Regions from separate parts of the Homo sapiens genome. Here regions 2 and 3 are each linked to region 1. A link is a loop called in an ENCODE intact Hi-C map of the cell type or tissue named here. Cell type or tissue: gastrocnemius medialis. All regions are shown on one strand. Links, peaks and the distances in the headings refer to the core of each region. The heading gives the core; the rest is flanking DNA. Region 1 holds the start of TTN (titin). Region 2 overlaps CCDC141 (coiled-coil domain containing 141). Region 3 overlaps CCDC141 (coiled-coil domain containing 141).

The links. Peaks named below come from ENCODE experiments on the same cell type or tissue, not always from the same donor. Only the 100,000 strongest peaks of a DNase experiment are listed, where the experiment ranks them.
Region 2: it touches region 1 in a loop (8-fold over the local background); 20 of 110 quality-filtered maps call a loop at or near these places.
Region 3: a loop joins it to region 1, with 4 times the contacts of the local background. A loop is called at or near these places in 11 of 110 quality-filtered maps.

What each region holds. Positions count from the first base shown.
Region 1 is chr2:178,800,797-178,811,626 of GRCh38, reverse strand. It overlaps TTN (titin), which reads left to right and starts at 4,204. Exons shown (of 363, transcript NM_001267550.2): 1 at 4,204-4,415; 2 at 6,972-7,075; 3 at 9,286-9,489. The coding sequence starts at 6,985. In gastrocnemius medialis, for the core only: a CTCF peak has its summit at 6,702; DNase peaks (open chromatin) are centred at 3,846, 4,166, 4,896, 6,496 and 2 weaker places; H3K4me3 peaks cover 6,664 bases; H3K27ac peaks cover 8,000 bases.
Region 2 is chr2:178,855,871-178,866,700 of GRCh38, reverse strand. It overlaps CCDC141 (coiled-coil domain containing 141), which reads left to right. Exons shown (of 24, transcript NM_173648.4): 17 at 785-934; 18 at 10,304-10,444. Among named protein-coding and RNA genes, the nearest start is that of TTN, 54 kb to the right of the region's middle. In gastrocnemius medialis, for the core only: a CTCF peak has its summit at 5,898; DNase peaks (open chromatin) are centred at 1,360, 2,750, 5,960, 7,260 and 1 weaker place; H3K4me3 peaks cover 3,297 bases; H3K27ac peaks cover 8,000 bases.
Region 3 is chr2:178,885,237-178,896,066 of GRCh38, reverse strand. CCDC141 (coiled-coil domain containing 141) reads left to right here. Exons shown (of 24, transcript NM_173648.4): 9 at 7,399-7,540; 10 at 9,196-9,315. All of the region lies in intron 1 of LOC105373766 (a long non-coding RNA gene), which reads right to left. Among named protein-coding and RNA genes, the nearest start is that of TTN, 83 kb to the right of the region's middle. In gastrocnemius medialis, for the core only: a CTCF peak has its summit at 4,459 (motif pointing left); a DNase peak (open chromatin) is centred at 4,546; H3K4me3 peaks cover 677 bases; H3K27ac peaks cover 6,924 bases.

The DNA.
Region 1 (10,830 bases), core at 1,093-9,092:
ATTGTTGCAGATTTCTTTTTGTATTTCAAAGCAAAACTTATTTTTCAGCTCCCAAACATGTTTTTGGCCCTGAAAGAGCCCTTAATCCCTGTCCCCAGGTGCCGTGTCTGCAGTGGTTACTGGAAAAAATGAGCCTGGTTGCCTCCCTTCAGCATGTGTAAAGCTTGATATTTGACAGCAGTATCACCTCCAATGAGCATTTGCTGGTGGTTAGATCTAATCAGGTTTATAGATTCCTGCCACAGGCCTTCAGAAGTCCAACTTATTTCTTTTTTAAGATTCCAGTATTTCTTGGGCTTTGCTTTAATCCACATATAAGTGTCATGTCACCTTCTGAGGGCCTTCAGGGAAGGACGTGACATGTGCTTTATTCCATGAGCTCACTTTTGGACTTCTCAAAGATTTCTTAGAAAATACTATCTTGTATATTTTATCAGGTAGTCAGAGATAATTGAGCAAATCAATACTACCAAGCACAGAAATTATTTTCTTAGTGTCATGCCTGGCAGCAGCAAACAAACAAAATGCCTACCATGTGTCAGATTCTCATGGTCCTGGACACTGTCACGTTCATTCTGTCATTTAATATTCCTAATAACTCTTTGAAGTCGAGATAATAATCTCCAATTTGCAACTGACAAATCTGAGACAGAGATTCAAGTGAGTTGCCTAAACCCAGGTAGAATAGGAGAGAAATTCCAAGTGCCCCTAACAGCAGTGCTACTGAGACATTCAAGACTTTAATTTTTTTATCTTTCTTACTTTGGTAAAAATATCTTACGTGTCTGAAATAATCTTTTTGTATTCGATGTGGTGTTAAATGCATCTGTGACTATTCGTACACTTGTAAATAGTTGTGGAAACCTAATTTGATCTTGCTTCTAAAGAAATTATAACTGGATGTAGAAAAAAATGGGACAATAAGTCTTTTAAATTGTAAGCAACAATTTCTTGCCTCCCACATTCCCAGTGTAGCTTTTTCCGCCTCTATAACTCAAAGAACACGACTGTCTTCCATTAGAATAAATTGTTTTTGTCAGCACGCTTTTCCCTGTGCACTTCTTGAATTTGCTTTTCTATTTCCTTGTTTAAAAATAGCTCCATGATGAGCCTATATTTCAGCTTTGATATATTTTATGAGTGGAAAGGAAATTACAGATATTATATCACTTAATATTACTGTGTTAACAAAAATGTAAACTCTTAGAGGGCAGGTATTTTTGTGTGTTGTGTGCATTGCTATGATCTCTGTGCCTAAACTGTGTTTAATACAATAAAAGAACACACAAAAAAATTTAATCAGTCATAAGATACATTAGTTTTACTCTCTTCTAGTATCCTTGCATTGGCCTTCAAAACTGTACCCATTTCTCGAATAACTCCCAGTAAGTCCTTCCTTTGTAAATGGTCCTATATAAGGTAAACAAAGTCTGACTATGTAGTTGGAGTTACTGCCTGAGTTTTACATATATCCTAGACTTGGTCTCAGTCACAGATTAATGAGCATTCACTAAGAGTTGATGTAGACCATGATCTCTAAGAGCACAATAATTCTAACTGTCTTTTCTTGGTCAGCTCTGCCTAGCCATCACTAGCACAATGCCCAGCACAAAGTCACCACTCAGTAGATATTTGTCAAATCAATAAATAATGACAGAATCCAAAATCGTAATAATTTATCCCAGTGCTCAGCACTGACTATATGTTTAATAAATATTTATTGAATTTCATTGAATATTGTGCTTAAAGAGAGAATCATGCCATGCATTCCAAATTAAGTAGGCATTACATTTGAATTATCAGCTGTTTGGGATTATCTGTGTGGCTCCTCCCCACTGTTAGGGTGGTAAATTGAGATCTTACTCCATCAGCAAACTCCCCAAATCTGCCTAGTATTTGGTTTCCACAAGACTAGTTTACTAATTCTAACGATGGCATATTTAATTTTAAAACTAATGCATACCATGATATCATATACTGTCCATTACTATTCCAATAATAAGAACTCTTTTTCAGAGCAGCATATTAGTTATTTACTAACTGGTCCCTTCTTTCCTTTTCTTTCTTCTTTTTTCTTTTGTTCATTCATTTTTTTCTTTTCTTAATTCTGAATGTCACATAAACATATAAAGGCCTAAAGGCAAGGATCTTGACAATATTGCAAGGTGTATTAGGGTTCTCTAGAGGGACAGAACTAATATGTATATAGGGAAGAATATATACATACATATATATATTTATATAAAGGGAAGTTTGTTAAGTATTAATTCACACAATCACAAGGTCCCACAATATGCTGTCTGCAAGCTGAGGAGCAAGGAGAGACAGTCCAAGCCCCAAAACTGAAGAACTTGGAGTCCGATGTTCGAGGGCAGGAAGCATCCAGCTCGGGAGAAAGATGTAGGCTGGCAGGCAGGGTCTAGAAAAGTCTAAGAACAGTGACTAGACAATCAGCTTAAGAGGACAGACACTTGACTTTATGTTTATAACATATGGTCCATCTTCTTGGCTCTTGAGTTACCTGAATTGCATCATGTCAAGATGACGCAGGCTTCCAGATTATAGTCACTTCTTCCCTCTAGTTCCCGTAAGAATTAAAATGATTTGACTTTAGTTCCAACAAACATAACGTAACATTAATGTGCTTCACATTAGGTCAAATGAGTCTAAAAATACACACACGCACACTACATACCCACACACAAATATGCACAAACGTATCTTAAATAGATAGCCAATTGGTGAACACTCCAAAACAGAAAGATCATACATTTCTAGTGTTTCTTTGCCTTATGACTGGCAGATTCTTTGTAACACAAATCTCTCAGTGGGAATAATTTTCAAAGTATATAATATGAAACCAGTTGTTTCTGAATAAAGCAATCAAATAGAATTATAGCAGATGCCATCTATGGGGGTGGAAATGGTGCCACCAATACAGATACCACCACTTAAGTAAAGGAGAAAAATGTTTAAATAAGTACATGGCGTCATCTTGTTAACATAACTATACTACATTAGTTGTCAGTAAATTTAAACTGTTAAACATTAACATATTAATCACTATATAAATAAATACAAGATATGAAATACTCAAGAAATTGAAAAGTTTAATGCATGGCCAAATTCTTCCATAACAGGGAATATTTTTATTACAGACATAAAGAAATTTAACTTAAATTAAAAATTTTAGTCTCTTTTATTGATAAAAGTCTCTTTCCATTATCAACAAGACAATTTTCCTCCCTCTAAGTAGAGTTTCACAAATCTCTCAGCTGAGTCATTATAAAGATCTTTTGGTGTGCTCTTTTTTATTTGAAATATCTCTTGCTTGAAATTAAATTCAGTCCTAAAATAGCAACTATATCACCTCCTATCCACTTCCCATTAGTAACAGCAAACTCCAGAGATTAGCAGAACAGCATTCATGTGTCTGGAAAAGGAACCTTATGGATGATTTAAGCATAAGACCTGGCTACTTACTAAGGAGCAGTACACACATATTTGTAAATATTAATGCCAGACAAAAATGAAATCTGACAAAGGTGAAATCATTGTACTGTACAGACTAACCTAAGCAGAGTTCCAATTTTGCCTTTCAACATTATATCTTGCAGGGTTGTATAAGCAATAAGCTCATTAACATCAGTGTAACTGTCCCCGAAATACAAGTGGATTCTGGAGAATGTAGGTAGTACAAATGAGCTCTCTTCAACGTTAAGGTTTATAGCAACTGATTCTTCAGAGAACATGAAGCCTTATGCTTGAGATAAATTTCCTCATCTGCTGTCATGATTGACAGGTCCATTTGGTTTGTTTTATGGGGGAAGGGAACAGGACTGGGGCCTGACTCAGGGCACAGTCCTCAGGTTTGGGGCTCTTTTGTATGACTGCCCACAAGTGCTATCTACTGTCACACCTCTTTAAACCTGCATTTTCGGATTTTAACATCAGCAACCAATGCTCTTCTCTGAGCCTCAACACAGTTATTCTTTAAATACAGTTCTATTTCCTTGGTGAAGTCTCCTTTGAGGTACTAAATTTAGCACTGTCAATCAGAAGAACAGGTGGTATGTGACACTACCAAATAGGTCCTCTCCCATCATGCTTTCCTAAGACAGCCAATCACCCAGGGCCCTGCCTAAGGATGTGGGGCTGTCAGCAGATCTGGTGAATATAAGGGCAGGCCAGACCCTGGCTCTTGAGCAGTCGTGCATTCCCAGCCTCGCCTCGGGTGTAGGGATTGCATAGAAAAGCAAAACTACACAGTCTTGACTGTGTAGTTTTGTTTTTAGGATTAGAGGCTCACCGATTCATGTCGGAGATGGTCAGAAAAACCAACTCTCCATAGGACGTCGTTTCAGAAGCAACCTTGGGCTTAGTCCCACCCTTTTTAGGCACTCTTGAGAAATCAGGTGAGCAGCAACTTTTCTTATTTTAATAGTAGAGTCACTTTCTTATTGATCTCTGGCTCTGGATTATTTGTGTGTGCTAAATGCCTATGTACAAGTGTTTGTATGACTATTTCTTGCCAGTGCTGACCCATTATTTAAATCTGCTTGTTAAATTCTATTTTAAAATGTCTGAACATTTTTCCTTAAAAAGTTGAAAGCTTTATTATATCAGCTAAATGATTCCATGATTCAAATTGTTTAAGTTCACTTAATATTCTAAAAGTTGAGGTCTGAAATGTTGAGAGAAATGTTTACTTCTTTTCTAGACTCTCTTTGCCTGTTGAGAATGTTCAAGGTTATATTACTCAATGATAAAGTTAAGCACACCAAGAATAGCTCTGATAAAATGCATGTGGTATCAGCTACACCCTGATGACTTTTTAAGGGAATCAACTGCTGAGGTATCAGTTGCAGGACAGTGACAGAACACTTGCCTGCTGTCAGTCAACCTTGGAGAGTTTAGGAGAGTTTATTTTAAGAGCATGACATTTTAGACGCATACCTTCAGCCCCAGTTAGACAAAGGCCTGTGAAGAGCAAGTGCTAAGGCAATAAAATTTACCTAGACAATAGGAATGTAAGATCAATTTAAGCTGGTTAATTGCAACATAGTTGGAGATTTGGAATAAAATGATATAATTGTTTTCTAAAATATTCAGAATCTCTTCATGCATTTTAACTCAGCACACAGTCCAATTATATATTTTGAGATAAATGTTGACACTAAGAAGGGTAAGAAATAATGTTTAAAGGAAAGGTTTCTTACTTCTAAATACACTTTGATTTCTCATCTTCCTAGAATTTGATTACTAATTGTCAATGCCTGTAAATACATAGATATATAATTAGGTATTCTATGTCTAAGAGGACAGCTATTTTTAGATATACTAACTTATAAACAGACAAAGTTAGACACAGAAAGTTGTTCATCCCAAAGATAATATGCTACAAAAAGGAGTTTCTGACAAAAAAAATTTATGAAAGCTTTTGGATATTATCTGATTTTTCCAAATATAAATTTTATTGTCTCAGAGAATGCTGGTTTCATTTTTTTAACTAAGTAGAAGGTTACAGTAAGGAACAGAATTATCACTAAGAAGATTATTGCTCCATGAAGTTTTAGTAAACAAAGAATTTAATGAAAAATAGTAATGAAGTGATTGACAATTCAGAAATGTTCTATTTCAGAACAGAATAGTCATGTTGAATAATTAGGTATTTATGCATCAGAAAATTCTTCACATAATGTCTCTGAAACTGATAGGCAAAGTACTTTCTTGCACTTAACAAAATGACTTAACTGCAAATTTTATATTCGTTTCTTTGATGTTGAATATTTTACTTTATGAAAGCATAGGCCTTTTCACTTCATCTACATTTTACACCAGCCTTCCATTATTCAAAGTTTGCAAATTGTTCCATATTAAGAACTCAAGCCAGCATTTTTCTTTCAGAACTATAATAAACTTTGGCCTGTTCACTAAAATTTAAATTTTTCTGAATATTTACTTCAGCAGTAACAACATTTACTGCACAGTTACAGTATGAAGAAATGTTAAGAAATAGAAAGCACCGTATGCCGTCTACAAAAAGCTTGCATATTTGATAAGGCTTGCCAAAGCTTCTCCAGTCAGGAAAGAGATTACAAAGTTCAGATTTTTACTTCTGGCAACTATTTTAAGTAATCAGATAATGTCTGAATCAATGTCAACTTTATAAATATAGAGTGAACGAAAAATATTGGGGAGAAGGAAAATTTTTAAAATAATTTTCACTTACTAAGCTGATGCAGAGGTTTATTTATTTTAATTTTTTTTTTTTTTTTTTTTTGAGACAGAGTCTCATTCTGTCACCCAGGCTGGAGTGTGGTGGCACCATCTTTGCTCACTGCAACCTCCACCTCCTGGGTTTAAGCAATTCTCATGCCTCAGCCTCCCAAGTAGCTGGGACTACAGACATGGGCCACCACGCCTGGCTAATTTTTGTATTTGTAGTAGAGACAGGGGTTTCACCATGTTAGCCAAACTGGTCTCAAACTCCTGACCTCAAGTAATCCTCCCGCCTCGGCCTCCTAAAGTGCTGGGATTACCAGCATGAGCCACCACGCCAGGCCCAGAGGTTTATTTTACATTTATCACATGTCTTGTCTCTCTAATTACACTTCACTAACCCTGCATTGCTGTGGTTTTCTTCTTCAACTCTGAACCTGGTTTTCCACCATTGGTAAGACTGTATATTCCCTCTTTGACCACTAGGGTTCATTCCTTGTTCTGTTTGGCTAATACTTTTTTCCATTTCCCCTTACACTTGCTACTTTGGGTTAGGCTTTAAGTCAACTCAATGATGAACTATGCAAAACTGTTCAAGCCACAAAAGAGAAGACCTGCCCATCACTCTAGGCCCACAGATGACCTATGGAGCAATCCATTTGGAGAAACGTGTGTCTCTGCTATCTGCAAAGCAGCTCCAGAGTGACCCTTAGCTGGGACACCCTAATTTATTTTCTCTTCTTTTTCAGAGTGCCTAGAAAGATGACAACTCAAGCACCGACGTTTACGCAGCCGTTACAAAGCGTTGTGGTACTGGAGGGTAGTACCGCAACCTTTGAGGCTCACATTAGTGGTAAGCTCACACATTCACACTTTTGTTTTTTTTTCCTTTGCCTCCTCTCCAGTAAGTTAACGTTGCTGCAGGACTTGACGCCAAGTTTAAGCCCTGCTTTCACTTCGGAAAATTAGTCCAACACTATGGAAAGGTCATTTTAAGGGTATACCATTCACAGAGTACTGACAAAATCTGACAATATAATGGCTTGAAATGTTTTATTCATATTTATTATTCCACAAAGCAAAAATAATTAGTGTTGGATTAAAATTGCCGTTAGAATCCAGCAACTAAATAGGACCAAATTTAGTCATTCTATATTTGGGCTCAGCTGCAGAGCCAGACTGGAAGCCAAGAACTCAAGCCCAATAGAAGCCAGCCACAGAGCCATGGGGTAGGCAGTCTGGGCTGCCTGCTCTGGACACCTGAACTTCAGTTGGTTCACACGCAAAATAACAGTGCATCTAATTTTCCTCAGAGGCAGAGCTGTTCAGTAATTAACCAACTCCTCATTATTTTATTATTTTATTTTCAATCTTTATTGAGTGATTCTAATGAATTAAAAGACTTTCCAATCGTTTTGAAATGACAGAAAATAATATGCTTCTCGGGTGTCTCTATTTAAAAGGAAGCAAACACTAACCCTAGAATTTTATCTGAAAGGAAGTTCATCTCTTTTTTGCCTTCTTTTTCTTCCTCATAACTCAGTTTATGGATGGTTCAAAAAAATGCATGGTATCATCTTATGAAAAAATGGAGAGTAGTGTATGAACTATATTGTAAATAATTTTAAAATTAATCAATATTTTCTCTTTCTGTAGTATTGTAACGAGCCATGTAAGATGGATACGGATTAAAAAAAATCATGCTTAATTCTTAATTTAGTGCACTTCCATGGTTCATTGCCCACTTCTTTTTTAAAATTTTATGGCTTATAATAAAGATATAAAATAAAATTTCTTTTTTTCTCTTTTTTTCTATTATATGCACCAATCTTATTCATAACTGGATAATACTTTCTTTTACATTGTACAAATATCATATAATCATTGCTTATTTTCTATTGTACATATATAGACCAATGAAATTCCCTTTTCATTGGTCTATATATGTACAATAGAAAATAAGTCTTACCGACTTCCAAATAATTTACCTATTTATCTGGTAACACTCAGTAACTTCTGAACTGAGCAGAACACATATGACTTCAGTGGGAATTTGCCTCCTTGAGAAGTAGTGGAATCTGGCTACTTCATATCTTCTTGTTCCTTCAAACTATATGCAAATAAATTATTACAAAGACACTACTGAAAATATCCAATACCCATAAATCAGTCCAATAAACTATTTAATTGGCCATAGTGGGAGATGGGCTAATGTATAAACAACAAAATAGACTTTCTCTAGATTATCTTTACCTACCAGCGTAAGTAGATAGAGCATCAACCTTTATGCCAAGTGTGAAATAAATCATGCCCTGAATGTGCCTCGTACATTCTCAATGTACAGAGTTTTAATATATTTAAAACATCAAACCATGGACATGTAGTTCTTGGCTCTACAATTTATGGCAGATAAAGAGAATTTGGCTTTCTACCTGCAATTCCAATGATCCATGTTGTTCTGGAAGACTAGGTTTGGATTAGTCTCTTATGAGAAATTGCTTGTCCATGTTACAATGTTTTTACTGATTGCACTTGTGAAAGCAGAAGAGTCCAAGAAGACAGTGTCCCTGTAACCACAGAGGAGGGAGGAGGGCATGCCTCCTGGGCTTGTCAGGCAGAAACTGGAGATCAGTTTGCTGCTTTTGTTCTTCACTTGCTCTCAAAGAGGACAACAATCACTCTTTATTTCAAATTTTCCTTGGTTCTTCATTTTTATAAGTCCCTTTCATGATTTTAATGTTGTCTATTAAATTGCATCAGATAGAGCCCTAGGCAGGCAGGCAGGAGATGGAAATTCTAGTCCCCTCTGTGTCACTGCTAGCTGAAGGACCTTGGAAAAATCATTAGGCCTCTTTTGGTCTCAGTTTCCTCCCTTCCTGCCTTCCTAATGGTCTGCAGGTTTACACACTGATCATGCAACTGTAGGGTTTTCCCTATCATTAAGTGGCATTCCATGCTGGAAAGCTTTTACAGATTCGGACAAGGCAGTGAACATGATGGGACAGAGCAGAGGACTTTGTGGTGCCCATTCAAACATAAAGGTGAATTGTTCTTGCTCTTCAGGTTTTCCAGTTCCTGAGGTGAGCTGGTTTAGGGATGGCCAGGTGATTTCCACTTCCACTCTGCCCGGCGTGCAGATCTCCTTTAGCGATGGCCGCGCTAAACTGACGATCCCCGCCGTGACTAAAGCCAACAGTGGACGATATTCCCTGAAAGCCACCAATGGATCTGGACAAGCGACTAGTACTGCTGAGCTTCTCGTGAAAGGTAGGCTGCTGGGGACCTGCCAATCCTCTGCTCCCCCAGAGGACATCTCCAGCAAATTGGGAAAGGAGTCCAGAAAAAGCTATGGGCAGAGGTAGATGCAGCTCTTAAACTACAGAAGGGTCTACTGGAGGCTGAATTATTTATAACCAAGTTGTTTGCCTTTTGGAATTTAATTTTCCTCTAGAGTACATCGTAAAAGTGACTGAGAATCAGTTTCTCAATACACATATTAAACACTCAAAAGTATGTTAAGGAAATATTAAAAATCATGTTTCTCAGCAAGTAGAAAAGCTTGGAGCCTTGTTTATAAGTCCTTTAAGGAATAAGACATATTCTCCAGGGAAGTGTGAATCTCCAGGAATTCACACTTTAACAAGCATCCAGATAATTCTGATGCCGGTAGTCTACAGACCACCCATTTAAGAGGCATGTAAACATACCCAGAAGAAAATAAATGCTTGTTTATTATTCAAATGCATGACACTGTTTCCCCAGAAAACTTATCACCAATCTTAGTGGCCTCTGTTGTTTTTCTCTATCCTTTACTACCTAGTGAGACATTAGTATACAGAATATTGCATGCCTTTACATGTTTTATAACAATATCTTACATGAGCTACGTAAAGTTACATATGCTTATCCAATAAACTTTACCTTCAATGATGTTCAATTATAGGGCTATAATTGACCTAAGCAGAAACCACATCAAGTAACATCAGGTAGAACTTTAGCATGCACCCAGAAAATTCACAAATGGAAAATGCACAGGGTTGGCAGCACCTGCTGTTGTTTATTACTCAAAATCATGTCAAAGTTAATTCCACTCACTCCTCACACTTATAAAAAATTTCCTTCAACATAACCAAAAAAATCCCCTTTCTGTAACACAATTAAAATGAAGTAATGTTATTATTGGGATTAACGTTTTAAATGCAAGTAAATATTTGGGTTATTTGAATACCTATCAAGTTGGAGAAGGTTTAGAATTTTAAAAATTAAATTAAAAATGTAATGATTCTTTAAGTAACAGGTACACCCATCGTAGCAACCACTGGAATTCATTTTAATGCAACTTACTGGAATATGCAACATGGCTTTCACATATTAATAGAGCGCTAGATGTGAGGTAGAGGGGGAAGTACCAGAAAGATTCTCAAGAAATGTTATAACAAAATCTAGAGCTTTTATTTAAAACAAAGAAACAAAAGGTGGTGGCCTAAACTGCTCAGCAAAACAAAGCAAATAAAATAAAATATGGTGGTGAGAAAGCCTTCTGTAATCTCCTGGCTCCCATTCTTGCTGTCATTGCTGGGTGAGCTGGGTTCAAGGACATTCAAGGAT
Region 2 (10,830 bases), core at 1,261-9,260, 55 kb before region 1:
ACAACAAAACAAAACAAAAAAATCCTTTTCCAGATTTCTAACTTGAGGGGAGAAAAGATTATGTTTACTCTAACAATAGGTATAACATTAATAAAATCATAATGGCCCATTTTATTTTAAAATACATGTAAGATATCCACTAAACTATATGAAATGCAGTGAATCTAAAATATGTATTTTTTAAACTGAAAGATATAGAAATACAAATTATCTGTTGTTGTTAATGGAATTGGTTTTTTGCCAGGAAAGAGCTTTCTTTTTAAAGAGTTTATTTTATTAGTACATTTATTTTTAAAAGAAAAAGAAAGCAAGAAGTCTCACTTTGTGCAAATAATGTAAATTGTTCTCCAATCCTCTTCTGGCCTTGGCCCTGGCAGCCCCACTGTGCTGAGCTGAGATTGGAGCACTTGCATAATGAACCTGAGGTTAGGCTCAAGTTGACAGGAAAATTATAGTGCAGAAATCAAATGTTTCTAATGCATATTTTATGCCTTTTGAAGTAAAAATTATACCCTATAATGAATGGCGTCTCTGAGGAGTTGGGTGTGATGAGCGAATCTTCAACACTAGAGATTTGAGCTGGGAAATGTCTTTTCCATAATGTTGGGTGACTGGCTTCTTTCTGAAATAATTATGTTCAAATATGTTTAAGGTAAAATAAATCAGGAACCTATTTCTTTTTTTAAAAAGTGTCATTTATGAGTTTCATAATTCAGGTAAATAGCCTACTCGTCTTATTGCTGTTTCGTCCTTTCTCTCTGTTACCACCATTTGTCTCTTTTAGCACTGCTCTAATGTTTCTGCAAAGAACCTACAGCAGCAGCTGGAGCTCCTTGAGGAGGACAGCATGAAGTGGCGTGCCAAAGCTGAGGAGTATGGACGGACCCTGTCCCGTAGTGTGGAGTACTGCGCCATGAGAGACGAGATAAATGAGGTGGGTGTGGGAGGGGTGAGAACTGGCACATTGCCAAAAAGCTGTTTGAACCTAAAGCATGTGTCTAAATGTCCACATTTGTGCACACTCCCACACACATGCAAACACACAATGAATCAGGAGACTTTCTTCTCACTTATTTCTTTTAATCCACTGAGCAGTGACCTCAGGGATCTGGAAGTTTGAGTAAACTTCAAGCTCTCAAATTTGTTGAAGTCAGTATGATGTCAATGCATAGAAAAACCTATAATTCAGTAGTACAGTTTTTTTGGTTGCTTTTGTTTATTTGTTTTTTGCTTCCCCCTTCTCCCTCAAACCTGTATAGCAGTCATTTGCTTCAGTGGATACAGCTTTTTCAGGACCCAGAGGAAGGGGTGACATTGACCAGTTCGTTGCAGCCAACTCCAGCCTGCTGAAATTCTATTTAAGGGTCATTGACTCATGGTGAATCAATGGTGCCAGGGGCCAGGGAGCAGACACTTTGCTTTGGAGGCTACGAAGTATTAGCACTGAGGTCAAGTGGCTGGTTTCATATTTATTCAAACTGACTGGCTTTTCTGGCAAAACAACTCTTCAAGAAAAAAGAAATAACAGATCAAAGTGATCTTCTACATCCATGCACCTCCACATGCTTAATTCTATCTCCTCCCCCTCAACTGTAACAAATCCACAACACCTAGATATTCACTAAATCACAACCACCACCTGCTCCTAGCTAAGCTTTCCATTGAAAGGCTTACTTGTTCTGGGAGAAAACAACTCACAGATTGGGATAGCAATGGTTCTCATTCTTGACTGGGAAGTGATAGCAGAACACAAGGGTACACATAATTCTAGATTTATCTCCATTTAGAGCAAAATGTTTCTGAGCCCATTAAGCCATAAGTCCATTGGGAAAGAAGGTGGTGGAAAAGGAGGCAGTAAACTTTCTTCACTTTCTGTTTATGCCCAGTTTACATCAACTAGACCCAGCAAGTATCAAATATTATCCAACAACATTAAAGCACAGAAATAAGTATAAATAACTCAACTTTAATGGTGGCCTGGCTCTGAAGTGGCCGTTCCTGTAGGCCACACATTTACAGACCACAGGCAGGTGCAGGATGGACCATGGCTGGAAGGAAAACCAGAGGGGAAGAGAGCAAGAGTGGCTACTTGGATTCTGTTAAACAGGAGGGAAGCAGGAACTGACATCTGATAATGATGTTCATTTCAGCGGTGTGCTACAGGACTGTAGAGTTTCAGCTCATAATTTGTGTTCCAGGGAGTTACTTTTGGCTAGAGAGGCGTCGACTCTTCGGGGTTGAACCGGTAGTGTAATTTGCCCTCTACTTGATAGAATGGCCACTTCCGGTTCCTATGCTGCTGCTTACACGTCAATCACATCTTGTTAAGGAAAACCGTCAGAGCACGTTGGTCTCCCCAAGGCTACAAAATGTGGATTCATGGTTATGGAAGCTATTCCTTTACAGTCTTTCCTTAAAGTGATCTTCTTTATTCCTCTTTCTCTCTTCTTTCCTCCCCTCCCCCTTTCTTCCCGTTTTCCCTCCTTCTCTTCCTCCTCCTCTACTTCTATTTGTAAACCTTTGTCTTGCCAAAATCCTCCCTCTTTGCAGTGATGGTTGGGCTCTACATTTGCTAAAGCGCAAGTGGAGCAGGCTGAGGGGTTTTCCCAGCCCCCTCTGGCTCCGTTTCTAGCTCCCTGTAGAGCTGTGACATTTATGAAGCTGGGTCTCCCTGTTCAGGCCCTTCCAGCAGGAATTCTATTTATAGGGACTGCCTCATGATGAGACTGTGTTTGGAGCCAGCCGGCCGGGATGACAAATTTCCCTTCCTGTCAATAGTAGGTACGCCCCAGGATTGTCTGTACCGTGTCAGGAATGAGCAGCCAGATACATGCGGGTTTGATTTAGGAATCAGGTATCACTTTAGCATGCTCTTACATTTTAAGAGAGATATTCTTCCCATTTGCTTCCACTACTGATCCAGTTAATCTTTCATGTAACTTACAATTTCACATTTAAATGACCTCTGAGAACTTTGAGTCTTTGTCACTTCTCCTTTTTTGTGGACATGTAGTGCGTGTGCACACCCTGGACTTTCCCACCACAGGCCTAAGGGAAAATAATCAGAAGGAATATTTTCCGTGTCCCTTAGGAAAATAAAAATATGTGTGTTCCAGTTTATATTGTGAACAGCAGAGCCCAAACAGATGGCAGTTTCCACAGTGGTAATAATATTTGCTATCTAGACATTATTATCGTTGTTATCATTATTAGTCTTTGGGTATAGCTGCTTAAAACTTACGTAAAATTAAATATGATACGTTATACTGATTTTTTTCTGCATAAACAATTAAAATTAGATAACATGCCAGAGGACTAAACCAAGTATAGCATTTATGTTTAAAGTTGATTTTTAAACACAGTTTCACTTTCAATGTGCTTAAAGTACTGTTAGAAAGTTCACAGACTCTGACTTGCAATGGATTTTTGAGAATGTCCAGTTCAGTATGTTCATTTTTCAGATGGGAAAACTGAGGAGCATATGACTTTCATGTTATGAATATGCTACAGGACAACAGAGTTTCAGCTCAGGGTGTTCCAGGGGATCAACTTCAGGCCACAGACTCATTTGTTGGGCACCAACATGCTTATGATTTGTTAAACTCAGAATTCACCATTTACATAATATTTCAGTGCCATTCAACCACTGCATGGTCTGATGTTAAATATCTTCTTTTTTTTATGCTTTCCTCTTCTATCCCTATTTTCTGGTATATCTAAGATGTTTGTATGATCTGATATAATAGTACAGTTCATTTGGTTATTTCAAAAAAATTTCTTTCTTGACTGTGCTGTAGCTAACTTACATGGTCTTAACTTCACTGAAAGCCCTTAGAAAAGAACTCAATACCTCAAGGCAAAATAAAGTGTTCTAAATGTAATTTTTAAAAATGTAATGTGATGTGCCTTAGAGACAACGAATGATAGTTTGTGCTTTATCTTTGAGAAAAAACCATTTTTTTCCAATTTCATATGAAGACATAGGAAATTGTAGAACCTTATTTTCTTCATGTCTACCTACTAGAAAAATAATCTTCAGACTGCCAGACTTTGTGCTTTTTCCTACCCATTTCACACAAAGATACATTTGTATGCTTGAATGTTGAATATAATTCATATTTTTTCTTGCCTGACTATATAAATAAGTTGTTCATACACAAAGCACAGTAGACATATTCTCTGCCATATTACATGACACAGAAACATCATTCTTTACACATCCACATTTAGAAATGTAATAAGTAAATATCAAGCATGCTTTCTTCTTTGAACCTGACCAAAAACAGTACCTTTACATTTACATGATGTTAATGGAAATTTGTAACTCGAGGCTCATATTACAGATCACAATTACTTTGCTGAAAAGAATAGTAATGACAGAATCGGGTTGGTATCCGTGTTCTCAAGTTTTCCACATAGAACTTCCAGATAATTATTTACCTTACCCTGAAATTTTCCACTGTAGCAACATCTTACCCATCAGGAATTATGCAGAAAAGGACTTAGTATATATGTTCCATGTATCGGTCACATGTTCTAATGGCACAAATTCTTTTTTCAATTCGAATAAATCAGTCAAATGAGTTACAGGGATACAAGTCGATTAGTAGCAGTAAATTAGAATAGAGGAATAGTGTTGCTATAGACACATACGCAATAAAATTAAAACCGTCTGACATTGTATAGTGCTTTGCCACTGACAAAATGACCATGGACTGCTACCCACTGGCAGGAAAGGAAGCAGAGAAAGAGTTTGCACAGACGGCAAAACACCCAACAGGGCAGCACAATGGTATAGTGCAGACAATAATTATTTTTCAAGATTTATAACCTGAATTCATTATTTTCTTTAAAAAGGACTCCATTATATTCACTCAACGAATGTGTTAATGTGGCTTCTGTGTACCAAGCCATAAGAATACAAATAGCAGTGGCTCACACCTGTGTTTCCTGCACTTTGGGATGCCAAGGTAGGAGGATTGCTGGAGCCCAGGAGTTCCAGTCCAGCCTAGGCAAGATGGTGAGACCCTGCCTCTACAAAAAAAACTTTTTTTTTTTTTTTTTTGAGACTGAGTCTCACTCTGTCGCCCAGGCTGGAGTGCAATGGTACGATCTTGGCTGACTGCAACCTCTGCCTCCTGGGTTCAAGCAATTTTCCTGCCTCAGCCTCCCGAGTAGTTGTGATTACAGGCATGCACCACCATGCCCAGCTAATTTTCGTATTTTTAGTGGGGATGGGGTTTCACCATGTTGGCCAGGCTGGTCTTGAACTCCTGACCTCTGGTGACCCACCTGCCTCAGCCTCCCTAAGTGCTGGGATTACAGGCGTGAGCCACTGTGCCCGGCCCTACAAAAAATTTTTAAAAATTAGCCGAGCATGGTGATGTGTGCCTGTAGTCTCAATTACTTGAGATGCTGAGGCAGGGGGATCCCATGTGCCCATGAGTTTGAGGCTACAGTGAGCTGTGATCACGTCACTGCACTCTAGCCTGGACAAGAGAGTGAGACTCTATTGAAAAGAAAAAAAAAAAAGCACAAACATCCTCAGGAAACTTCGAGTCTAGATAGCATTAAAACCCATGGGACTTCACAGTCACAGCCATTCCTCTAGTGGGCCCCATCCTGGGTCCATCTGGATGGTATGTGTAAGAGGATAAGAAAGATTACAATTTGCTCTAAAAGCATCCATTCCATAAGGTTAAAATGTTAACATTTTGGTGTTTAACATCTGCAAAATGACTGTGGAAACTTCCTGAACAATAAACAGAGCTGAAGTTTAAAATTATGGTTATCATGTTCAGAAAACAAAACTTAACATATTATGAAGACACAAAACATGCAAAATGGATAAAATATGTATTACTGATGCCTGTTGCTACCTACAATTTAAGACAGAGCAATTGTCACGTCTTCCCAAGTTATCCCACTTTCAGCCGCTAGCGGCTGGCCTCAAGCACAAGAAGACAAGGGAGTGGTTGCCAAATGGAAGGAGGCCAAAAAGTCTTGTCCTGAAATCTCTCTGGTACTAAGTCTGAATATTCTACAATTGGGATGCCAAGGTAGGAGGATTGCTGGAGCCCAGGAGTTCAAGTCCAGCCTGGGCAAGATGGTGAGACCCTGCCTCTACCAAAAAAAAAAAAAAAAAAAAAAAAAAAAAGTGTTGTTTTTTTTTTTGAGTCTCGCTCTGTTGCCCTGGCTGGAGTGCAATGGTGCAATCTTGGCTCACTGCAACATCTGCCTCCCGGGTTCAAGCAATTCTCCTGCCTCAGCCTCCTGAGTAGCTGTGATTACAGGCATGCACCACCATGCCCAGCTGATTTTTGTATTTTTAGTAGAGGTGGGGTTTCACCATGTTGGCCAGGCTGGTCTTGAACTCCTGACCTCTGGTGATCCACCCGCCTCAGCCTCCCTAAGTGATAATTGATAATTGTAGCAAATGATTTGGGTTAAATTTTGAACTTTTGGGTCTCTTGATTTTGAATGAAGCATCCCTGGGAGGTGATAACATCACAGCTTTCTGTTACTGAATATGAGCATCAAAAAGCTTTTTTTCTGGAGTGAATAAAATGACAGGCAAGAAATGACATTCATGAAGTGGACATTGTGGAGATTGACCAGTCATTTTATATTTTTGCTTCTGGCCAAACATGTGCCATAGTTCTAAGGAAAGGCTTTCTTTTTAAATGCATTAAATGCATTTCTGTTTTAAATATCCCATGTCCCTCACACAAATTGGCCTTGACAGCAGCAAACTTATAAATAATACATTCTTATGCCAAAGCTGGCTCAACCAGCTTCGTCAAGACTAACAATAGCAAGCCAGCCTCACTTGGCATCAGCCTCTTTCCCTTCTGCTTCTTTCCAAAGAAGCTTTGTTTATTCCTAACCCTGAGAAGGGGCTTACGGCATGCTGGAAAATTTGGCAAAGATGCTCATTCTGCTAATTTCAAAATAGCTATAGTTTTTAAATCTTAATAACTTATTTCTAATTATAGCTATGTTAACTCAGTCTGTTTATTCTATGGTAAATATAGAAGAGCTGAACATGTGAAAAGATGGGAAAATAAAATTATTCATTAAAAATATATTTTCCCTAATTTTCTGAAGACTTTGAGGAACTTTAATATGAATTATAACACCATTTCAAGATTTCTAACAGGGTAAACTTTTTCTCACCCCAAGCTTGGGGTGTTTTTCTCCACTTATGTGCTCAACTTGAGCAGTTGTCTCAGCCCCATCCCGCCATTCCCCATTGTTGACAAGTTGACTAAAGTTAGAAACAGCTGTGTGAACAGTGATACCACAGCCCAGCGACTATGGCACTCAGTTCCTTTAAAAATATGACCACAAGTTATGTGGGGATTAGATGGGAAGTTAAGTTTTCATATTGGAAAGTGCAGGTAAGAAAATTAAGAATGGCAAGATTTTTCAATCGCTGAAGGTAGTTTCATGCATACTGCCTTCCACTTGTATCTGCAGTAGTCCTGAATTTGAGTTGAAAAAGGCACAGAGATTTAGTTTTAAAATGGATTTCCAGTGAAACCAAAAGAGAAAAGTGCCAGCAACTTTGTCAAGGGAGCTCATGTGTCAGAAAGAACTTGATCCCATTTCACATACTCATAGTGTCATGAACATTCTTTGACCTTATAAATCATCTTCAGTGGAAGTGCACACGTTCTGAAGCAAACAGAAATCAAATCACACTCATCATTTATCAGTCTTAAATTTCTTAATCCAAAGTAGATTTAAAATCTCATGGTTGAGAATTAAAGTATTAAATCTCAGCCTTTCTCTATCATATAGGTTTCAAATAGACATTGAACTTTCCCATTTAAAGCAGATGTAATCCAATGGTTATCAGGTTAATGACAGAGCCCCTCTTCCTTTCTCTAGACTAAGGTTTTCTGATATATGTCACATTTCAGTAGAGAAAAATATATGACTATATTTTATATATTCTTATATATAAGTAGAAGAATATATAAGTTTATTTTCCAATGGATAAGTGTTAGTGACAGGGCATTTTTTCCCTTTATTTTTAATTGTGGTAAAATGCACATAGCATGAAATTTACCAGCTTAACTGTTTTAAGTGTATAGTTTAGTGGTATTAAGTACATTCACATTGTTGTGAACCCATCACTACCATCCATCTGCAGAACTTTTTTATCAACCTAAACAGAAACTCTGCACTCATTAAATAGTAACTCATTATTGAGATGTTTTTTAAAACAATAATGTCTGGTTTCCTCAGATGTACTTATTATATATGTAGTTGCAAAAACTCCTGCCAAAATTTTATGTAAATTACTAAGGATATAACGCCTTTATATCTCAATCTTATAAAATTGACATTATTTATCCTTTCCTGTTAAAACCAAACATACGCACATTAAAACATTGAGTGCCGTAGAATGTAAATACTTACTAGTTATTTCACAAATATATCAACTGAATATGATCTTTTAAATATTCCCCTGAGTTTCTAATAGAGAAATAATGTTCAAATTCTGAAGCTTTTCACTTTTTCTGAACATTACTGATTTATTTATCAGTTAAAGTGGTTCATGCGGTCTCTATGCTTGGTTTAGTTTGTAACTTAAAGTAATGTTCAACAACTTTATTTACCATATAAACTAAACAACACTGATTAAGTATATGTGTATCAGATGCAAAAATTCTATCAGTATAATAATTTCCGTTCGCAATTCCACTAGGGCTTTAAAGTTGATGTCTCTAAGATGTGTTACAGATAAGATAAAGGCTTTATTTTCACAGTCTGCAGAATTTGAAATAAGCATTTTGAGAAAGCATGCATTTTGTAGGGCAAGTATATTTTTCTGCATTACAATTCTATAATCTAGCACATGCACAGTCTTTATTCCCTCCCAAATAATTTGTTTGCTATCATTGAAAAGAATTTTAATGCTTTTCTGACTTCTCTTATCTTAGCTCAAATTTATCAACCATGACATTGTTCACTCTTGCTGTTAAATGCCTCCATATAATCTGAGAAGGTGTTTTTTTCTCTGTACTTCTCTTTGGTGATAATACAAAGAGAGAGTTGCCTGTCGATATGCTTATCCTTCTTAAATATAGAGAAGGGACAGAAAGTGGTGCATTTAATGGAACTGCACTGCTTAGAAATTTGGTGCACTGGTAAAGTTGAACTGTTGTTAAGACTGTCAAAATCTATCCCCTATGTATAGCTATATGCTTTATTTATACACAAGTTAGCATAGCCGTCATTAGCAACAACTCTCACTTTACTTTTATTGTTTTTGAAGGATCTCTGAAGTTAATGGTCTATATCTAAGGGGTAAAACTCTTTTCAGAACTGCTCACGAAAAATAATTTTTAACTGGGCAGATATAGTTATTTTTCTACTAAATCTCATATTGGGTCTTCTCTTCCACCCCACCAATGTCCTGGCTGGTCTAAATGTCAACGCTTCTTTGACCTCTTCAACATGGATAGCTTTTTGGAGCCTTAATAAATGTATACATGATGGCTGTGAGAGAGTATTAAAAGATAGAGAGATCTGGGGCAAATATTAGTGTATCGAAAACAGAATGAATGGGAAAAAAGATATCAAATAAATTCAAATAAGAAAACTAGAGTTGTTAAAATTTATGTATGATATGTGAGAAATTTTCTTACTTGAGGGACAAAGGAATATTCTATAGCTATAATCCTAATTAAAAATTACAAATCGAAAAGTATTAACATTTTATAATTACTTATATTTGGAAGATATATTTAAATTCACTTGGTATGTCCACTTGGCAGATTTGTTTTATAATGAAAATCACTCTGAGGCCAGGCGCGGTGGCTCAAGCCTGTAATCCCAGCACTTTGGGAGGCCAAGGTAGGTGGATCACTTGAGGCCAGGAGTTCGAGACCAGTCTGGCCAACATGGTGAAAACCTGTCTCCACTAAAAATACAAAAATTAGCCAGGCATGGTGGCACACATCTGCAGTCCTAGCTACTTAGGAGAGACATGAGAATTGCTTGAACCCAGGAGGCAGAGGTTGCAGTGAGTCAAGATCGTGCCAATGCACTCCAGCCTGAGTGACAAAGTGAGACCCTGTCTCAAAAAAAGAAAGGGAGAGAGAGAAGAAAGAAAGAGAGAAAGAGAAAGAGTGAAAGAAAGAAAGAGAGAGGGAGGGAGGGAGGGAAAATTACCCTAAATACCTTTTTAAGATTATGAGTATTTTGAAGTGTTCAGATGCTTTGATTTATTGCAAGTGACTTTGTTTTCTCATTTTAAGGAAACCACCTATTTCTTTTTATTGAACTACAGCTCAAAGACTCATTCAAAGATATCAAAAAGAAATTCAATAATTTGAAGTTTAATTACACTAAGAAAAATGAAAAATCTCGGAATCTGAAGGCGCTTAAATATCAAATTCAGCAAGTTGATATGTATGCTGAAAAAATGCAGGTAACAAGAAAGTATGGTTTGTATATGTGCGCATGTGTATGCATGTACTACACAATTATTGCAAAATTGTTTTGAATTTCAAATCTAGATACCTAACTCTGGCTTTTTGTAGCATTGGGACTCAAAGGGTATTTTTCTATTTTTATAACAATTTTATCCTTCATGTAAAAATACATAATAAATTGATTTACCTCTTGAGGCAGATCCAGAATGGTTTCTGCCAAACCCAACCTGTCTACTTCCATTCTTCTCCCCAACACATACACACACACATGGATGCATGCACGTGCCTTCTACACTCCTCCTCCTTTTCTTGCATCCATCTATGTCATCAGTTTTGCTGCTCCTATAGCCTCTTATTCTTACCTTGATTATTACATGTACTG
Region 3 (10,830 bases), core at 1,199-9,198, 84 kb before region 1:
TTCTTTAGTTATTTCATTTGTGACAGTATCATGTCCTCATTCAGACCATGATATCAACTCAGGGCTGAAACCACCCAAGAAACCTCTTTTTTACCTTATGTTAAGGGGCTGGCATGACATTGAAGGAAAGCCCTTAACACAGTGAAAATATTTACAAAGATCTTAACAAACAAAAACAATCTCCATTCTCCAACAAGACAAACACATTTCCTTTGCCTAGTAGATTTGTCTATGCCTGCATTTTATATGAACTGTACTAAGCATTTAAGAACTTAAAAATAACTGCTTTTAAAAGACTTTGATGATGCATTTAGATGGTAAATGTCAGATAGTGAAATTTAGGAAATTACAAAGTTGAGTTCTTATGACAGTCAACCCAGCCACTTTCCAAATATTTTCATGTCTATATTAAGCTGTTCTTTTTAGAGGCTGGGTAAATGTCATAACTGCAATCCTGGCTTGTTAACACCGTTAAGGATTTTATCATTCTAAAACTCTTAGTGTGGAAAGTACCAAAAGCTCACACTTCCCATTAAATCCAGGATTAACTACACTAGGTTCTCATAAAGTATCTTTATCACGGCAATATGAATGTATTCATTTATAATGCTGATGATGTGAAGTAGCAAAGATCCCAGAGTAAAAAGATCTGGACCTACAGAACCTCCAGAGGAAGGCTGACTAAAGAGGCAGAAATCCCTGCCCTGGGTGATTGAGGACTCCTCTCATATTACAGGGTTTAGGGAGAAGAGGACAAAGAAAAGAGACAGGAAGAGATGTGAGGGGACATATTTATGAATAAGATGCTCATCACAGTGCTATTTATAATAGTGCAAACCCGAAAACCAGCTAAATATTTCCAGAAACTAGGGAAATGTTTGAATAGTTTAAGGGAAAGCACATAATGGAATATTCTAAGTCCATATCAAATAGTTTTTTGAAGAATATTTTAAGACAGAGTATCCTCACAATATAACGGTAAGCAGGTACAAGTGGGACCCAATTTCTCTATAAGGCATAATACTAATGTGGGGTAGAGTAGGTGAGGAGGGCCAGGGGACTACCAAAAAGAAAGTCTTTTTGGAAGGAAATACATTAAAAGATATTTTTATGTTTTCCAAATAATCTCAAATGTGTGCATTTATCTGTTTAGCTCTTGCTGTGCCCTTTTAATCTCAGTATTATGTCGCAAATTATGAGAAAATTTCAGCAAGTATCTTTTTAAATATTACTTTTCTGCTATTACCTTTTTTTTCTCTTCTATACCTTCTATTAGAAGAATGTTGGAGCCTCTTGGTCTCTTTGCAGTCTCTTACCTGTCTTTGGTATTTTTTCACTATTTTAACTCTCTGTGTTGCACTCTCCATGGGTCCTCAGGGTATTTTCTCTTTTTTCCTTTTTCCCTTTGTTTTCATTCATTGATTTCTTATTTTAGAAAATATATTGTTTTCATTTCTGTGATTTCTAATTTTTTTGTGTGTCTAATTTTGTTTTATTTCTGACTTTTTGTTTCAAAGTTTCTTGGTCTTTTATTGTGGGTGTTGGGTTTTTTTAATCTCTCTGATGATCTCAGGCATTTACTTTAAAGTCATTGTCAGATTGCTGTACTTATTTTCTTTACAGCTAGAGTACATTTATCTCTTGGTTGTTGAACATATCTTGGATTTGCTTTTCTTCATGTGTTTTGAGATTTTGGATTGCACTCTCATTTGGAGTGGGAGGGTTTTTTTCTTTGACTTTCTTTTGCTTGCTTGCTTCTCTCTTTGCTCTTTCCTCCTTAGCAGCTTTGCAGTGACCACCTGGACTCATAGGACCTTCAGTCCAGCATCAAAATGTACTTCTGTTATTTGATCAGGGTCACACAAGCGTCTGTGGAGATATTGTGGCTCTTGAAGATGCAGTCAGGAAACCAGAAGAGGGCTTGAGGTGGTTCCTGATGGCTCTGCCATGTTTAATTCCATGGCCCTCATAGCTGTTGGCTGCAGCATTTTCAGCCTCCCCTAATGAGGGCAGAGAATTTCAGCTCTGCTACTGATTTCAGGAAGAATCCTAGCAATGGTACCCTTCACATAGGACATATATGTTGGTCTCTATGGCCTCATAGAAATGGAACTTCTAGCCATCTCTACATGCATCTGAACAAGAACCCAGGTGCCCTGTAGCTTCAGCCACACTTACTGCTTTCTGTTTCTACTTTGTTATCTATACATAAAACATTGTGTGTGTGTGTGTGTGTGTGTGTGCGTGTGTGTGTGTGTGTGTGTGTGAGAGAGAGAGAAATGTTTGGTGGGAGAAATTTTCAAAGTATATAGCTTAAATAAGAATCAAATTTATTGTAGAAACATATGCATTTCACTTCTACAGTATAAATGGCACTTTTTCAAAGTAGGGATGAAAACTAGAGAGCAGCAGTTGTTTCCTCAAAAATAAAGACAACCATAAACATAAAAAGACACTCTTCGGGTTCCCATTAAAAGAAGCAGCAAGCTAAAGATAAGGAAGATTTTTTTCCATCTTTAAAGTATAATTTGTCCATAGACAAAAAGAAAAATATGGTCAGCTGATCCCTCCCAATGAGACAGAGTAAGCTGTCAAGTGCTTACCATCTGGTTCAGCTCCTAATCCAGATGGGCTGACAATAGTAATTTATGAAAGGTTTGAAAGCAACTTGCCATTCTTCAGAAATAATCATTAGAACACATTAACATTGGAATTTGCTTCCCTCCTCCAGCCCCAATTTACAACAAATGCAAAGATAGGGCAACTGCTTCCATACAGTAAATAGAGCAGTCTATTCTTGAACCAGAAGTCAATACGTCTGTGCTCTTTGAGAAAAAAAAAAAAAGCAATTATTTTTCTTCCCCCTCCACTTCCCTCTATTGGCTCAATGAATAAGGGAGAGAATGTTCTCATTTGGAGTTTCTAACAAATGCCTGAAGAAGCTTTCACAGTCTGTGATGCTTGGAAAAGTCAAAGTCAACCTCAGGAATAATCTGATCTACCGCATGTTCACACTACAGACAGGCATCCTCTAATCCATTCTTACAGAGACAGCCCAAAGGTCAATCAATATTTCCAGTGCAAATCACAAAGCCACAGACTGTTAGAGCTAGAAGTCTAAGCCCATTGTTAGCCCCTCTCCCACCCAATCAGGCTGCACATGAGCAGTGTTACTTCCAAATCAGAACAAAATGACAGGCCACCACGTTTTTGGTTCAACCAAGTGTCTGTTACCCACCGTCAGTTCTTGTCTCATCATTAATTTAATAGGACTGTAAAGTAATAGGACTCATTTCTGGGAGACTGATGAGATTCTATCAATTTATTTTCAGTTCATGTAAGAATTGCTGGCAAAGAGTGGGGTCATACCTTTCTTTTGATCAGACCACCTGCCGTTCAGGTGCTGAGGAAATTGTTAATATGCATGCTATGCAGGTTTTAAAATGTTTCAGAACTTTCAAAAGGAAAGTCCGGTATCATCGTATAAAGTTTCTAATGGAAAAGGATGGAATCAGGGCTGAATGTAACCCGCAGATTAGGGTGTCACTAAGAAGGAATAGAAAAAGCCCTAGGACTGGGAATGTGATGGATATATTCTAATTGGGAATGAGAGAAAAGGAACTGGTTACTGCCCAATCAGACAGAGATGACCTAGTTATAAGGGCATAGAGAGAGGGAAATGGGAACTGGCTAGAGTAACCAAGATGAATGAAAACTTCTCTTCCCGAGAAAAGGATCTAAGCCACATGTGAGAGTGGAGTACACACAGGACGGGCAATGGTGCACAGAATGACAAGGCAGTTCAGTCTGTCCCTCTAAGGCTTTAAATAGAAGGAAGTATTGAGCCAAACTACACATGATAAATTTGGTTTAACGTAACTATAAATGCTAAAGCATACCAAAGAAGAAATTGGGCAGTCTTTGGATAGCCTAAAACTTCTACAAGTGGCCAAAAGTGCAAGTCATCATTGTTTAAAACTACTGGACACTGTTACTACGACATTTCAAATATGGTAACTGCGCATATGTTCTTCTCAATCTTTTTGTGTTTTCTTCCCTTAAATAATGACCAGAGACTATTTTATTTGATTTGAAAATGGGCATTGATATTCTACTACTTATAAGGCTATGTGTTCAGGGCTACAAGGGATATAAGAATAAATAGGACACCATTTATTTCCCTCAAAGAATTTACAACACAATAGATACACATAATAAGGCATAAATCACCACAAAATGAGACAGAATCTCCAAGGTTACTGAAAAACAGAGAGAGAGAGAGAGAGAGAGAGATCCTATATGATTGGTTGTAATTCACCTAAATTAAAATTGCAGGTTGCTAAAAAGCAACAGTTTTATGGAAGGAATGCTTGGTTTGGTTTTGTTTACCTATTTTTTGTGCTGGAGGGACCTTCAAGAAACGTAGTAATTTGAGCAAGCTACCATGACCCTCTAGTGGCCACTTTGAAAACTACAGCAGGCATTGCATTACTTAGAAAAGCCAGCCAGTTTCAAAGGAGCCTGTCAGCCAGGCCATCCCTGTTTCTATGACAGCCGAGAACACTCAACTCAAGGCAAAGTGAAATTTTAGAGGAGAAAATACTCCCTACCCCACATCATGTGTCATAGACCCAGAAAAAGCACTATGAGGTGGCAGAGTGTGACCTCTGAGATCAGATGTCAGCCATTTCAGAACTGGGCCAGTTACTGAGACTGTCTCTGTTCCTCAGTCTACTTATCTGCGAAATGGGGATAACAATCCTACTCAGCTCACAGGGTTGTTATGAAGATTAGAAAACAGACTACTTTTTAAGAATGGTGCCTTATCACAGTAAGAGCTCAATAACTGTTTTTATTAGTTGTCGTTATGGAATTTTATGGTACAAACTAAACCAATGTAATCTGTTTTTCCTTAAATTTCCTGAAGGTAACATGTATAACTAATCATGAATTTAATAAAATTATTAAGTATATAAGTCTATTCAGGTAGCAAAGAGACTTGAAATTAAATCAAGTCTTTGCTGCTTATATTAGCTGTGTGTCTCTAGGGCAAGTTATGTCACCTGTGAAGGCTCAGTTTCATTGGCTAAAAATTGAAGTTATTGCTACTTTTCTGACACTTCACAAAGTTATTTTAAGGATTCTATCAAATAATGCATCTAATGCACTTAACAAAGTGGCATGTCTGTTGCGAGAATGTATTAAATAGTAGCTATTATGACTATATGCAAATTTATAAGAAGTGTGCATCTATAATCTATATTTCCCATGACACTGTACAATTGAGTGATGCCATTTTAGAAAGAGAGTTCATTTTGTATTCAAATGGCCAAAGAGGAGGCTGGGCTCAGTGTCAGTGTTGAATTAGAGCAACATAATTAAGACAAAGTAGGGATTCAAGTGGGAAATTTGGGAGCAGGAGGGGATGCTAGAGCAAGTTCAGGTCAGAGTCAGAGAGTGGGTCTGAGTTCTGGTACTTCTGGTACCTGAGACATCATGGCTAGGACTTATAGATAACTGCAAGAAGCTGGCTAACAGTCTTATTCTTTGGAGAAGGCCAGGGAATAAAAAAGAGTAATGTGAACAGGAATCAAGAGGCTTGGCTGGAGCTGGTTACTGAGATCTAGTTTCCCCTAGGGAAACTTTCAAAATTTGGACTCCCCTCCAAGCTACAGCTTCTTGGGGTCAGGGAGGCCTGTATTCTAAGTTTAGTTGGTAAAATAGCCCCTAACTGGAATAGACACTGAGGGCATTTGGGGTGAGACCACACAGGGCAACTCAGAGGTGGGAGTGGGCACCTTTTATCTTGGCTTTTCTTTCTGAATTGTATTAATCATTTCCAAATTCCTTTTATTCAATAATGGCATTTTCTGCCATTTTCAGCTATGTTTCTTCTCTACGTGTTTGCCCATTTCCTTTCACAACCTTTGTTCTCTGTACCTTCTTTCCACAATGCCCTTTATTCAATTTATTTTTCTCATTCCAGGTTTCCATATTCTGCAGAAAACTTGGAGCCTACAGTATATAGGAAAGCTGGGCTTTTAAATGCCTTTTGAGCATATAATATTTCAAAGTCTAAAGCCTAGTCAAAATACAATTCATATTACCAATACACTGCTTTTGTAGAATTATGGAATTTAGTGTTGTTAAGAACTATTTCTTAATGATAAATGTGAAGAATCTCCTGATGTCTTGATTATATTCTTCACTGTCTCTACGTATTAAAATGCAAAATTAAATGTTTAAAATGTAACATCTGTGAAACATTATGTGCCAGGAATAAGATTACTCATAGTGGTTTCATATTTTCCTCCAATTAAACTTACCTGGGACTTCTGTGGTCCACAGGACACACCTCAGTGTTTTCCAGCTCTATAGTGGCATCGTCATCACTCCAGTGAGGTTACTTTACCTCTCGGTCATTTAGGATCTTGCCCTCATTTCATTACTAATTAAATTCATTTTTACAGAGTCATAAATTAATTATTTTGAGGTAAAATGACTGAAACCTGTACCTTGTTCTGAGCTCTTTTTAAACTCTGGGTAATTAAATTTAAGGGTTATCATGTTCATCTTTATTAATACAGTATGTGAAGGAAATGACTGAGGGGAAATGAAAGACATCAACTTCTTAAATAGTCTTAAGGATAGGTTGGAAAATTTAAGTGTTCATTCCATCAACAATATGAGGAAACTTGTTAAGATATCTTTGGACTAGAGCTAGGGTCCATCTCAAAGTTCATGCATTGTTTTAGAGGCATTTTCATTGTAGGAGCTCTCACGTCACTTTTCTTTGTCTCATGAGGCCAACACAGGCGAAAAAATGATAATGTGAGGCATGGCTTCTTTTTTTTTTTATCAACAAGTATATTTGATTTCTAATTGTTGGTGATAACTTGGTTTTCATGTAATGAATACAGCCTTGAGCATTCATAATCATTGAGAACAAGGACCTTAGTGTTATGTAAATATTTTACCCTATTAGATTAGTAAATGCTTTGTTAATTGGCTGATCCACATTTCTATTCAAAGAGCATCTTTAGATAAATGAAGTTTTTAAATAACATCCTAAGGAAAAGTCGTGGTAAACATACTGTGGCTTTGCCATAAGGTTTTCAAAATATCCTACAGAAATATTAAAAAGTAAGCCTTTAGAAAAGAAGATTAGACCTTGTTGCAAAAACCCATAACTCATCTTTTCCCTCAGGACTGACAGACAAAACAAAAGAATATAATTTTTGCTTCCTGCTATGCCGAGATGATAGCTACTTAACTTCTGTTATCCTAAAGCTGATGCCTTTTACCAACGCCTACCTAACATGAGAGCAGATCTGTTTTCAAATATTCTGTGTTCTATATTGGGGTGGAGTGAATTAACAGCTGGCTTGCTCTGTTCAGCTCTCAGGTGTCCGGCATCCATGAGATGATGGGGTGCATTAAGAGACGAGTGGATCATCTGACCGAACAGTGTTCAGCGCACAAGGAATATGCTCTTAAGAAACAACAACTAACAGCCTCAGTGGAGGGTTACCTACGGAAGGTAGTTTCGTAAACTAAAACTTAAATATCTAAGTTGGTGATAATAGATGATATGGTAGGGCAGTATGTGGGCATGGCGGGAGGACAGGGGCATGTCTCCTTAGGCTGCCCTTATGTACCACATTGGGTCCTTTAATTGAACTAAACAGAGTTGTAATTCACTGTTGTTCATCAACCATCCCTGACCCAGGTGGCCTGTCTGCGCCTCTGGCCTGAAGGTATACACACAAAGGCAGTTCCCGCTTTGCACAGTACTGTGTTAACTGAACCAAGTACAGATGGGAATAGAGTGGATCTTTCATTTGCATGGTTCTGAGCATGGTTCAAATATGCACAAGTTTCTGTTACCATGGTACCATACAACACCAGGACTGTAGACAGGTAGATAGATTGATACATAGACAGATCCCAAATATTATGAGTTTTAGGTTTTTCAAGGAATAAATTGCCATTATTATATTTTATTGAACTAGACCAGTGCAAGGCAACACAGTCATTCTGCATATAAACATACATGTGAAAATCCTCTCTGCAGAGTGAACATGATGGCTTGGTATGGAAGAATTTTACTTCCTGTTTCCAAAGGGGAATAAGACTAAGGAGCTACAATTTGACTAAATAAAAAAATTATTTATCTTTAGTAAAAACTAGTAATATCTCAGTGGCATTGATGCTAATGAATCTTGCTGCAGAGGCTTGGTCTCAAATTTTCAATGATGTTTTCGTTTGATACGGTGGACTTATATGCCTGAACTTACATGAATAGAATTAGTAGACTTCACTGGAGAAGGCATTAAATATCAATGTCTGTATTTAAATTGCTTCCTCACCTGTTATTAATCCAGAAACTTGGGGATTTTATCCTTGTTCTGGTGCCTGGGTTTAGGGAGTTTCCAAATATGGTGGCAGCTGTGGTGCTGCATTGCCTGGAGCTTGAGACCCAAGCTAATTTGGTGGCAGTGGAACAGTAGGACCTCAGCTGTTGCTGCTTGTCCTATTGCCAATTTGGAGCCAATTTGAGTCTGGGGAGTATGGACTAGAGTTAGAGCGAGGGGACAAAGCATGTAACTTGAATGGAACAGAACCCTTCAAGGGTCATTTTAGTCAATGACTCATGTCCACTGAGGATCAAATCATAGTCCTCCAAGCTCATCAATTAAATGTCCTAAGTATGTCCCTGTGTTTTACTATAACACGTCCAGGGTTTGGTGCTCCCCCAGAGTCCCTCTTCCCAAAATACTGCAATGCTCATGCTCTGGATCTTGCCTTTAAAACGTGCCTGTAAATTGGGTCCTATTCAACTCACAGATAAATTCATCTCTGTTGATGTGTTAGCAAGTGCATTATCCTTCATAGGTAATATAGATAAGTTCTTAGAGGATGTGGATGATTGCTTATATCTAATAGCTGTTAATAAAAGAAATATCTTTCAACATAAAACATTTGTTGGTAGACCACAAGTATTACCTCCTATGAAGAGCAGCGTTATTAAAACATGAAATTCTGAATATTTAAAACTATATTAGATTAATACTGATAAAATACATTTCAAGTATAATGAGAATCTATAAAATAATATTTATCTTCCTGACACATGTGCGTACATATATGCAAAAATATATTACTAAGACTGCCATATATTATTCACTCCTAAAGGTGGAAATGTCAATTCAGAAAATCAGTCCAGTACTTTCTAATGCAATGGATGTTGGTTCTACCCGTTCTGAATCAGAGAAGATTTTGAATAAATATCTGGAACTAGATATCCAAGCTAAGGTAAATAAAATGAGAATGATTATTATGGCTATAATTTTGTAAAGATAATTTTAAAAATATTTGATAGCTATAAACTTAATCCTAGCTCACTTGAGGTTTACAATTCTAAATTCATATGTAGCACATAATGACTTAAAAACTCATATTCTTATGTGTCTAAATTATATTTATATGTGCATTTATTAGGGCAGTTGTGTTCACTGAAAGTCAGCATTACGGCTGGGTATTAAACACTCATTTGGTTCCCTTTTCTTGCCTGGGCAGTTTCTCAAAAAAAGCCTCATTTTGGGGGTGGCAGAGGAGGCAGGGACAGTGCTTCTCTGACTATTGGCAATTTTTTTTGCAAGAGCAAGTTACCAAAAAATGACCAGAAGCAACGTGCGTTATTGCAAGATTCCAAGGATATAAATAAAAACAACCTTGTTTGCTTACCTAACATTCAGAGACAGAAAGTGCCCCACCCCCACCACAGCACCTTCTCCAGCTCCCTCCTACCCCTTTCACTTGGCACTTGGCTCCAAACCTGCCCTGAAGTTTCTGTCTGCTCCAGCAAAGTTTAAGGAACATGAGTCAAGTGCCCTCCCCTGGTTCTCCCAGGTCAGCAGGAAGAGGCCTGTGACTCCAGTTCTCAGCAGAAGAGCCTCCTTCATGGACTATGTCCCCACCGGAAACTCACAAACACACCCATTTTTTTGTTAAATTGGGTATTTTTTATTTATTATTTAGAATACTTAGAACTTATGTCTGAACTCCATTTCATTTTTTAATTGTAAACATTTTAGAACTGGGGAGGAGATTACAAGGGAAGAAATTCCCCGCTTCCTTCCTTCCCAGAGTGCTATCATGAAGCAGGGCCTCTAAATTAAAGTTACCTTCATTCAATGTAGTACTTGGGAAGCATATTAATCACAAGTAGGGAAGCAATCTCTCATTGCTGCAGAGCTTTTTCTTTCATTTTGCTTGGTTTTTAGGTTGGTCTCAATGAAATTTTACATGGCTCTTTCTATGACATGCATAATCGTCATGCCCACAATTTCTATTCATCCATTTAATCAGTGGTTGGAGTTCACATAACAGAAATTACACTCAGAAGAAAACATAGGAGAACATCCCTGAGCAAGTCAAAGTCACTGATTTTTTAGGTTATTTAGGCCTGATATGTAATATTTTCCCCACTGGCCCTTCTAGATAGAGATTTAAATAAGACTGCACTATTGATAGGTCATCTTTTTGTAAATTAAAAACTAATAAATAAGTTTTATAAATTTGCCATCTCATATAATAAAATTAGTTTAGGAATTTGCTGGAGGTATTGTTAAATTTCAAATAGCTATCTCATGTATAATTATTTCATTTAAATTATTTAAAACATTTCTAACCTTTCATACCAAACAACCTTTCTTTTATTTGTGACACAGAAAATAGAGTGCTCAAAATAAGTATAGCTGATAGAACCAAGAAGAATTTGAAATGATTTTCATTCTAAAGTGCCCTTTTTTTTTTTTTTAGAATTTT